3 separate regions of the Homo sapiens genome follow, and regions 1 and 2 are each linked to region 3. A link is a contact called in ENCODE Hi-C or POLR2A ChIA-PET data. All regions are on one chromosome and are shown on one strand. The core of a region is the stretch at or near the end of the contact, and the rest is flanking DNA. Distances in the headings are between cores, read along the strand shown.

Region 1 (3,495 bases), core at 311-2,810, 330 kb before region 3:
GTGGGGATTAATGAGATGATACATGTCACATGCTCAGCACACTACCTGGCAGATACTGTCTTTAAATGGGAAAAGCCAGGTTGTGACTTTTTTGGTGTGGGGAAGGTGAGACACGACATAAACGTAAAGCATCACAACCTCCCCCAAATGTGAACACTTTAGCATAACTTTAATCATTATAAATTAGTTTATTAATTAATGATAGCATGGTATATTTAAGAACACAGCTCTGGAGCCAGACTGCTCTGGTTCAAATCCTGACTGTACCACTGGCCAGATGTGTGACCTTTTGGAAGTTACTTAAGCTCTCTTTGCTCTGCTTTCCTTGCATGTAAAATGAGGCTAATTATAGGACCTACCTTATAGAGTAGTTCTGAGGATGAAATGAGATAATGCAAACAACACCCTTCCTTAGCCCAGTGCCTTAGTTGATGTGCAGAAAATGTGACATTATTATTACTAACAAATTGATCTATATTCCTTTTTGGCCTTTAAAGTTTTTTTTTTTTTTTTTTTTGTGACAGAGCCTTGCTCTGTCACCCAGGCTGGTGTGCAGGGGTGCCATCTCAGCTCACTGCAGCCTCAGCCTCCCAGGTTCAAGTGATTCTCCTGCCTCAGCCTGCTGAGTAGCTGGGACTACAGGCATATGCCACCACGCCCAGCTAATTTTTCTATTTTTAGTAGAAATGGGGTTTCACCATGTTGGCCAGGCTGGTCTCAAACTCCTGACCTCAACTGATCCACCTGCCTTGGGCTCCCAAAGTGTTGGGATTACAGCGTGAGCCACTGCACCTGGCTTTTAAGCATCTTGAATGAAGTTTTGCCTTGGTTTTCACAGCGTAACTACTGCATGTGCTCTTTGCACTTCACTGAAAGTTTTTTTCCAAGCTCGTTTCTCTTCCTATTCATGTTAGCACTGGGAGCTGGGAGAGAAGACTAACCATTTCCCAGCATCAGGCAGCATCCTTTGGATGTTGTAGAAAGAGGCTGGTTAGCTCTTGGAGAAGCGTGAATGGGCCACTCTCCTGGGTCCAGCCTTTTGTCCACTGGGGACAATGTGTGGCTTTCACAGTGACTCATCCTTGGGCAGCCGTGACGACATCGTGGGAAAGGAGGAACAGAGTTCAATCCAACGTGTGCCAAGGGGGCATCTCTGTCCTTGCAGACGTGGAGCTGGTGGGGGCAGGGAAGGGTTTGTTTCTTCAAGGACCAAGGAGTCAACCCAACTAGCAGAGGGTCAAGTTGAGCAACTGAAAGGATGTGAGAAAACAAAAAGTGCTGGCTTGGTGGGCTCGGCCTTTTTATTTTGAAAAACGCTCCTTTTAGCTCTCAATTGGCCCCTTGAGCTGCAGGGAGCAGTGCCAGTTAACCCACATTTAATTAGAAACTGGGTTAGTGGACATTCTCTTTCTTCCCAGAGCATGTCCTGGGTATTGGAACCTTTCCAGGGACTGGTACAGTAACAGCCATTTACATGGCCCTGGCTTTCTGGGCGCTGGAATCAGCCTTGGGTGAATATACATCCCTACCCTTCCCCCAACCTCTGCTGACTCTCTCCTGATGGAATTTGCCAACTCCACGCATAGAATGCAGACTTTCCCTGGATTTGTCTAAGCCTCAGTCTCCTTGGTTTACCTCTGCTGTTTAGGAAACACTTAATCCTCACCTTTGAGTTTTTATTTTGCTCTTTAGTGGTGACATTGTGTGCATTTCCTTTTGTTTGGTGACTCGTGTGTGTGTGTGTGTGTGTGTGTGTGTGTGTGAGAGAGAGAGAGAGAGAGAGAGAGAGACAGAGAGAAAGCTTTCCTCTCTCTCCCCCACCAGGCCTCACTGTGTCTTGTTTCGGGGACTGAGACCCGGCAGACAGTGACACAGTGACTTCCTTGTCTTCTTGGTTCCCACCAGCTGATGGGCAAGGTCATTTTCAAAGTCCTGACACCTGCTTATCATAACCGCCAGCTGCACTCCACAAAGAAGACCCCTCCCCCACACCAGGGAAAAGGGGATATAAGAATAGACCTGGGGGGGACCAAGAGCAAGAGAGTGAAGGACACTGTGCACCAACTCAGAGGTGTGGGTGGGCATTTGGATTGACAACTGTGCTTAGCACCAGCTGATGTAAATTTTCCATCCTAACGGTAGCTATTTTGAAAAACTCTCCACACATTCGAGAAGTCTTTAAAATAATAAAACATTTGCATGGACATTATGTGATTTGATCTCCTTTTTGTCATTCTTTTTTCTTTTTGAGACGGAGTTTCGCTCTGTTGCCCAGGCTGGAGTGCGGTGGTGCGATCTCAGCTCTCTGGATCCTCCGCCTCCCGGGTTTAAGCAATTCTCTGCCTCAGCCTCCCGAGTAGCTGAGATTATAGGCGCCCACCATCACGCCCAGCTAATTTTTTTTTTTTGTATTTTTAGTAGAGACAGGGTTTCACTATCTTGACCAGGCTGATATTGAACCCCTGACCTCATGATCCTCCCACCGAGGCCTCCCAAAGTGCTGGGATTACTGCGCCTGGCCGTTTTTGTCATTCTTGCAAGCAGCATTACCTTTTAGAAAGCAGTTTCAGTCCACCTGCCTGCGTCTTACCACTTGGATGTGCTGTGATGTCTGAGGCTCTGTATCACGAAATACATAAATTGGATTGGAAGGTGGATTTCAGTAGAGGTCACAAATGGCAGAAAGATAGTTGTGTGATAGTTGTGCATGTTCTTTTCCTTGTGTGGGTGTGAGTGCCACTAGGGTCCTGTAGGGGCATGGTCTGCTCTGTGAACTTCCTGCTGGATATGAGGACGCACCCAGGTGGACCCCTGCCTCTGTGGTCTCTGTCTGCAAGATTCGGCCATCTGGGGATTGGAGATCCAAGAGTTCATCATTGCCAGTGCTGCTTGGGAATTGGTGGGAACAAGACTTGTCTCACCACTGAACATGCTGTGGTCTTGAAAATGTAACAAGGGTGGCGAAGTGTCTAGGGCTTTAGATACAGGTAGATCCATTTTGAGGGTCTGAAACTTATATAATTTGGGGGACCTTTTCAAGAAAAAGAATTTTAAGGCCAGGTGCAGTGGCTCACGCCTATAATCCCAGCACTTTAAGAGGCAGAGGCAAGAGGATCACTTGAGCCCAGGCGTTTGAGACCAGCCTGGGCAACATAACTAGACTTCGTTTGTACTAAAAAAAAAAAAAAAAAAAAATTAGCAGGGCGTGGTGGTGTCCGCCTGCAGTCCTACCTACCCAGGAGGCTGAGGCGGGAGGATAGCTTGAGCCCAGAATGTTGAGGTTACAGTGAGCCATGATCCTGCAACTGCACTCCAGCCTGGGCAACAGAGAAAAAATAAAAAGAATTTTTAAATATCCCTTTCCGAATTTTACAAAATTGTAAGAGCACATACACCTTTCTAAGGAGGGTCCTGTGAAGTGAGGGGCCCCTAAGCTTCAGTTTCATTGGTTTCCTAGAATATCCATTTTGGGCTGTAGCAAAACAAGTAGAGACA
Region 2 (3,397 bases), core at 397-2,896, 310 kb before region 3:
ATCCTCCAGACTTAGGCTTTGGTTACATTCAGAGATTTGAAATCCATTAGCTAACAATAAAGGCAGTTCTTTTTATTTGTGTCTCTCAAAGAATAGTCAAGGGGGATCCATTTTATAACCAATACCAACTCTTTTAGGAAACTACTCTCAGGTAGTGGCATGATCTCAGCTCACTGCAACCTCTGCCTCCCGGGTTCAAGTGATTCTCCTGCCTCAGCCTCCCGAGTGTATCTGGGATTACACGTGCACGTCACCACGCCCAAGTAATTTTTGTATTTTTAGTGGAGACAGAGTTTCACCATATTGGCCAGGCTGGTCTCGAACTCTTGACCTCAAGTGATCCATCTGCCTTGGCCTCCCAAAGTCGTGGGATTACAGGCGTGAGCCATGGCCCAGCCACCTTGCAGGTGTTCTGAAACCTCTCTTGCCCTTCCCTGGACTCTGCTAAAGTTCTCCTTCCATTTGCTTTGCCCCAGAAGACTTTCCTCTTCTACCCCACCTCTGGTATTCTCTTTTCTCTCTCTGTCCTTGTTTCTCTCCCCTCTGATTAATGCACTTTGCATATGGAAACTGATGAACTCAGACTGCATAATGGAGGGAAGAAGATGGTAGATGGGGCAGAGCCTTTCCTTATCTGGGTAGCGAAGCTGGGAAGCTGGGTAGCGAAGCTGGGTAGCGTCATTGTTTTAAATAATTCTTGCCCTTGATTCGGGGAGATCAGCTCCCTCACAGTCCCATAGCGTGGTCATGAGGATTACTTTGAAGTTTCTGGCAGTTAGTGGACCTTTGGTAAATAGCGGCTCCCATTATTGTTCCAGAGGAGGAAAGTCAAGTTCACAATGGGGACATCTTGCAGCTGTGAAGTGATGAAGGGGTTTGAAGCTCAGCCAGGTTGGCTCCCGTGCGTAAAGTCTGAGTGAGCAGAAAGCCAGGAGAGTTAGAACTCACTGATGAAGTCAGGGTTGTTCCTAGGGAGTGGGGCAGGGGTGGTGCTGGGGCTGGAATCCACGAGGGCCCCAGCTGTGGGGAGGCAGCAGCCTTACTAGAGGCCAGATGAGTGCTGTCCTGGGCTTGAGTCTGGGCGTGTGTCACAGGCTGGATGATTCTAGAGCAACCCATCCAGCGCCAGCTCTCAGCCACTGTGATTGCTCAGCCACCAGGAGCCCCCTGCCCCCTGGGCACAGACCTGCTGGGGTTTTCTGCAAGGAAGCAGCAGTTTTGGCTCGGAGTGTCTCTCTGTACACTTTGGAGTCTAGTCAAGAGGACAGCCTCTTAAAATGGAAATGGGGCACTGCTGTGGGCCACCTGTGGACACTTGATTGCTCTCCCCAAGTTACTTGTATTCTCTGAGGCAGATGTCACGCTACAGCATCCACAGGGCCATTTCTAGTGCACCAGCAAAAAAAAAACGCAAGCGAGGAGTGGAATAAAATGCTCCTTGACCTTGTCCTTTCTTTCATCTCTTATCCTTTTAGGAAAAGAAGACTTTTTGTTTTCAGTTCAGATTTTAAAAAAGAACTAAATAGGGTACTTGAGACTTGCCACCCGGCAGCGGAGCTGGAGCCCTCCGGGAGGCATGGACGAAGTAATCAACTGAAGTTTTCTAATACCGGCCAGCAGAGGGCACTCTTCACTCACAATCGGTGCTGTCTTTCTCCTTGGAAACGTTCAGTGGCTGCAGGAGCCCTGGAAAAAATTGTCTTCCAGCTATTTGTAATTTAACTTTGAGTCCTCAAGAGGGTACCTTCCCCTTTTAGAGTTGCAGTGTTGGTGCTATTATTTTAACACCCGCATCTGCTGTTGTCTGGGCATCAAAGTCTAGAAAAGTCATGAGGGAGATGCATTCTCCAAGGTTCTGAGCACAAGATTCAGACAGAAACGGGGCCAGATGGGCACATACTGTTGCATAAACACCAATTAATTAATACTGGGCTCCAGATGAGCCCAGCCTGCCAAACTCGTGAGCTTCACACCTCCATGGTCTGGGCCCTGCCTCCCTTTGGTACAAAAATTAAAGAGACAGTTGCAAAAACCAGAGCATTCACTGGCCAGTCCTAGTAGGGAACAACACTGGGACATGCAGGGCACTGTGCTTCCCATGGGGACACTTTAATTCTTTCCTGTGGATTCTTCCTCTCCCTGCCAACATACTTTTAATCTTGTTGATGCTATTAATAATAATGACAGGTGACATTTATTGTGCTCTTATCATGTGCTGGGCACTTTTATGACTACTAGCTTATTTAACTCTCTTAGGCCAGGTGGGGTGGCTCATGCCTGTAATCGCAGCACTTTGGGAGGCCGAAGCGGGTGGATCACGAGATTAGGAGTTCAAGACCAGCCTGACCAACATGGTGAAACCCCGTCTCCACTACAAATACAAAAAAATTAGCTGGGCATGGTGGCGTGCGTCTGTAGTCCCAGCTACTCAGGAGGCTGAGGCAGGAGAATCACTTGAACCTGGGAGGCGAAGGTTGCAGTGAGCCAAGATCGCGCCACTGCACTCCCCTGCCTGGGCGACAGAGTGAGACTCCATCTCAAAACAAACAAACAAAAACAAAACACAAAACCAAAGAAAACAAAACAACCCTCTTAAAGTCCCAAGAGGTGGGGAACTGCTGGAACTTCTGAGGTTTTGTGAGGGTCAGGTACTTGCTGAGGGTCACTTAGCAGGTGAAGGAGGAGCCAGGTTGACCCCTCAGAGCTGTTGCCCATACCTGTCTGTCACCCATTTGTGGAGTCCCATTTATGCTCTGGACATCAGGTGGTAAGCCAGTGGTGTGCACACAAGACACAGTGCATCTCTGGCTAATTTTAATTATTTTAGTTTTGAATGTGTTAATCAAATACTTGAAAATTGAAAAGGAAGAGAAAGCCAGCCAGCCCTCAGAGAGCATACGCTGTGAGTGGAGGCCCTGAGGTGTCCATGTTCCTGAGGTGGTCTCTTAGTGGCTGCAGGATTGGCTGTGCACGGTAGGGGGAGTGAGGTTAGTGGGGCTGGCTCCTTCCTTTCCTTCCTTCTAGATCAACTCTGCTTCTACCAGGTTTATGTAGGATTGGGCTTGACCCAAGGTTTCTGCTGCTGAGAAGCTCTCAGCAAAACCCCAGTGTAGTGGCTCTTAGCTAAGGGCATGCCCAGGAGTGTTCATCACCCCGTCCCCAGAGTCCCTTTCATCTTCTGTTTCTCTTTCCAGCAGCTCCTTCCCTCCTGCCTGCAGATTGGGCCTGGAGCCTCCTGTGCCAAACACTTCCCTCCTACTCCTGCTCAGCCGTTGCATTGCCCAGAGCTCAGCCCAGTGCTGGTGCTGGTAACAGTTGAGAGACAAAGAGGGGGAGCCCTGAAGTCAGAGCTCTGCTCTCCCTGTGGCCGGCACATGATTATGCCCCAGATTCCTCA
Region 3 (3,447 bases), core at 585-3,084:
GTGGAGTGCAATGGTGCCATCTCAGGTCAGTGCAACCTCTGCCTCCCGGGTTCAAGCAATTCTCAAGCCTCAGCCTCCTGAGTAGCTGGGATTACAGGCATGTGCTACCATGCCCGGCTAATTTTTGTATTTTTAGTAGAGATGGGGTTTCACCATGTTGGCCAGACTGGTCTCCAACCCCTGACCTCAGGTGATCTGCCCGCCTCGGCCTCCCAAAATGCTGGGATTATGGGCGTGAGCCACTGCGCCTGGCCTAAAATGTGTTTTTAAACTATTTACTAATAATGGATTTACACTCTCTTTCGTATGATTTACTAAATTGTTTCGAATAGGTTGGGCAATTCATGATTTTTTTTTAATATCAGCTGTTAAACAGTGGTAATGTTTATTAGAGGACAAAAGAATCCAACTTTCGTGTTGCCCTTAGGAATGCTCTTTAAGCCTGGGGCTTTATTATGATGATAATTTGGTCTGTAAACTCCTTGGGAGACAGTTTGAGACTAGAGATCTGGGTCTCAAACCTGATCCTGCTGCTTGGCGACCCTCAACAAAATGTCAGCCCTCTGTTGCTTCGTCCATAAAATGAATAAAAGTGCACAGCTGCTGTGAAAATTAGGTCTTAGAGAAGCAGTCAGTGCAGTGCTTAAGTACTTACTCGGAGAGTTAAATAGACCCGGTTTCAAATCTTCGGTTACCATAATTTGTCCAGTGTCTTGCAACGCTTCTTTCAAATTCTGCAAACTAGTATCTACCTCATGTCTGTTGCTGTGAGGATTAAATGGAGACAATGCACGTAAATCACTTGTCCAGTCCGTGTCTAGCACGTAGAAAGCACTCAGTAAATATTGGCTGTACTCACGATAACCCGTGATAGTTTATACTGATAAGGTAGAAACCACTATGTAAAGGGCTCTTAACTATGAAGTTGTTCCCTTTATGGGAGAGCGACGACCTGCTGTGTATTTTTTAATGTGACCGCAAGTTTATTTTTTCTTTAATATACATTTACTATAGGAAAACGTTGATGAACGTTCCAGTGGAAGAAACAGTGGAGTTAGAGGTTTATCAGTGGCCAGATTTTTAACAGAAGTAACCATAGAAAGGGAACAAATGGAGGCCAGGTGCGGTCTCCATGGCGTGTGGTGGGGGGGGGTGCGACTAAAGGAAAAAAATGGGAAAAGTTAACAGCCTCCTCCCCTCAAACTCCCCAGAACCAAATCCTGTTAACACTAGGTTGTTAAGTCCCATCAGAGGATCTCAGGTGAAAGTGCTTGCTGGAGCTGTGACACTGGGTCACACTCTCTGAGATAAAAGAGAAGGCCGGGTGCGAGTAATCTATCATAAAGATACAAGATCCGGTGAGAATAGCAGGTCGCAAAGGCTGTCGAGGCTTTTAGGCTATTACCGCCTAGCCCATTCTTTTATCTCCTCTCCAGGTTTTTGTACACATGCAAATAGTTCATAAAACCGAGATCGTCCCGCATCCACTGCTCTGAAGCCCGTTTGGGCCGAGATAACTCGTGCGCAGAGGAAGGGTTTTGCCCACAAATGGGCGACGCCTGCGCTCCGGAGAAGAGGCCAAGCTAGTCTCCCTCGCCTGCAGCGCGGCGGGGGAATCCCCGGGAACCCGAAGATCGCCAGGGGCCCACGCATTCCGCAGGCCACGGCTGCGGCGTCGAGGTCCTCGCGGGGCGTTGCGGTCGCCCCTTTTGGCGGGCTCGGGCGCCCCGAAACTCCGCCCCCCGGCGCGGTATTTCCGCACTCGCGCAGGCGGGTGCCGCGCTCCCATTGGTGGAGTGGCCCGCGGTGGCCCCGCCCCCTCCCGGCCCCGACGCGCGCACGTTGAGTGGCGGGGGAAGGCAGAAGAACTGCCCGAGGGAGGAGCGGCTCCGAGGACCGGGCAGCGCATTTGGGGTGCCCGCTACAGGGCCCCCCAAGAGGCTGCCAGGTCGGGAGCGCAGCCTGAGGCCACGGGGGGAAGGGGGTGGGTGGGCTGAGAGCAGCTCGGCGGCGAGACTGGCCCGCCGCCCCTTCCCCCCACACCCGTCGACCTTGTGGGCAGAAGCTTCCCAGAGCTCCTTAGGCCGGCGCGATGGCGACTGCTGTGGAGACGGAGGCCTGTCAGCCGACGGATGCGAGTTGGGAAAGTGGCGGCGGCGGAGACGACGAGATGAAGCAGGCGCTTCCGGAGCTTGAGTCCTCCCAACAAAATGGCGGCGGCGGCGGCCTCAACATCGCTGAGCCCAGCGGCGGCGCTGGGCGTGAGGAGAACGCGGGGGCCGAGGCCGCCCAGAGCCTCAGCCACGAGCAGCCTCAGGACTCCTCTGAGGCGGGCGCGGCCGCCCTGCCCAGAGGCCCCGAAGAGCCCGAAAGGCCTGTTAGGAGGAGTTTTCAGATCCCCAGGAAGAGCAGAGAAAAGAAAGGTGGTGCCTCCCCTTCTTCTCAACCCCCTCTCTCTCTCCCCTCCATCTTTTCATTAGAATCTTTCTATCTCCTCTTCCCACACCCATCCGAGATACGTAAACACGCATGCAGCGCCGGCCGCCTCTCCCCTCACCGCCACGGCCGCCCAGCTGCCGCGTTTGGTGCGAGAGAAAGCGGTGGAACCACGCTCCCCTGCTGCCCCTCCCCGCGGAAGTTGGAAGTAGCTCAGGTTTGAAGCTTGTCCGTAAGGCTGCAGCTCCCAGAGAGGAAAGATGGTGCTCGGCGCCCCTCCCTCCCAGCCCCTGAAAGCAGAGAAGCCGTTGTGTCCTCCTAAGGATGCTTCTGAGAAGTCTCGCTATGGAAATAGCCCGTGGCCATGGATTCTGGGGCTTTCTCCAAGGCCATTGCCAATGTTCTGAGGACCATGAGTGCTTCTCCCCGTGGAAATTCTTCAGTTCTGTGTGTCTACTTGAAATGTGCTTGATGTCAGCGTCCTCCCTTATTTAGAAATCTCTATTAGTAGATGTGATCCATGCACACTGCTGTTTTCCATCACACTTCATTTCCATGTAGATTTTTCCCCCTTGTTTTTGAAGCGTTAGATTAAATAGGTTTTTCTCTCTTTAAATTCGAACTTAGTATTGTTTTTCTTATATTTGAAAAGAATGGAAAGGTAGGTTCTTGGAGCAGTAATTTCCCAATGGAAAAAAACTAATGAGAAGTTACCTTATTCTCAAGAGTCACCAACTTGGTCTTCTAGATGGTAGAACTTCAGGTTAAAAAAAAGTCCAGTCTTAGTTTTTGGAACCCATATGGAAACAGTTACATTAATTACTTGTACTTTTAAAAAATCTTAATGCCATATTGTTAATATGGAGTCAGAATTCCTAATGGAGGTCAAAATTAGTATCGTTTTTTGTTATTGGGGTATTATTTTTTAACTATCCAGTAAATTTTGGATATTCTGAATTTAGACAACTTCCTTTTTGCCCTACTGTATGGTTAGGTTTTCATTATTTACTT

The links. A loop is a pair of places that touch in the nucleus more often than their neighbours do. ChIA-PET counts read pairs that join two places held with the same protein, here RNA polymerase II (POLR2A). Pooled maps may share reads with other maps.
Region 1: POLR2A ChIA-PET joins it to region 3 with 7 read pairs in OCI-LY7. The contact joins the enhancer-like site here to the promoter of TASOR in region 3. POLR2A ChIA-PET finds 5 or more read pairs at or near these places in 6 of 52 experiments (BJ, GM10248, MCF 10A and 3 more).
Region 2: a loop to region 3 is called in a pooled map, with 3 times the contacts of the local background. The contact joins the enhancer-like site here to the promoter of TASOR in region 3. A Hi-C loop is called at or near these places in 2 of 168 maps with a recorded cell type or tissue (adrenal gland and motor neuron) and 6 of 50 pooled maps. POLR2A ChIA-PET finds 5 or more read pairs at or near these places in 22 of 52 experiments (AG04450, B cell, CD4-positive, alpha-beta T cell and 16 more).

Annotation. Positions count from the first base shown.
Region 1 is chr3:57,015,301-57,018,795 of GRCh38, reverse strand. It overlaps a transcript of ARHGEF3 not described here. Among named protein-coding and RNA genes, the nearest start is that of SPATA12, 44 kb to the left of the region's middle. RefSeq lists an enhancer at 2,984-3,495. Within about 2 kb of position 1,560, at least 8 of the 41 ENCODE cell types and tissues checked have a DNase peak (open chromatin) inside an H3K27ac peak, as active enhancers do; they include OCI-LY7, where a contact is called at or near this core.
Region 2 is chr3:56,987,305-56,990,701 of GRCh38, reverse strand. It overlaps a transcript of ARHGEF3 not described here. Among named protein-coding and RNA genes, the nearest start is that of ARHGEF3-AS1, 49 kb to the right of the region's middle. Within about 2 kb of position 1,646, at least 7 of the 41 ENCODE cell types and tissues checked have a DNase peak (open chromatin) inside an H3K27ac peak, as active enhancers do.
Region 3 is chr3:56,681,652-56,685,098 of GRCh38, reverse strand. It overlaps TASOR (transcription activation suppressor), which reads left to right and starts at 1,834. Exons shown (of 24, transcript NM_001365635.2): 1 at 1,834-2,423. The coding sequence starts at 2,093. RefSeq lists a silencer at 1,702-2,001 and enhancers at 2,142-2,311, 2,732-2,851, 2,059-3,003.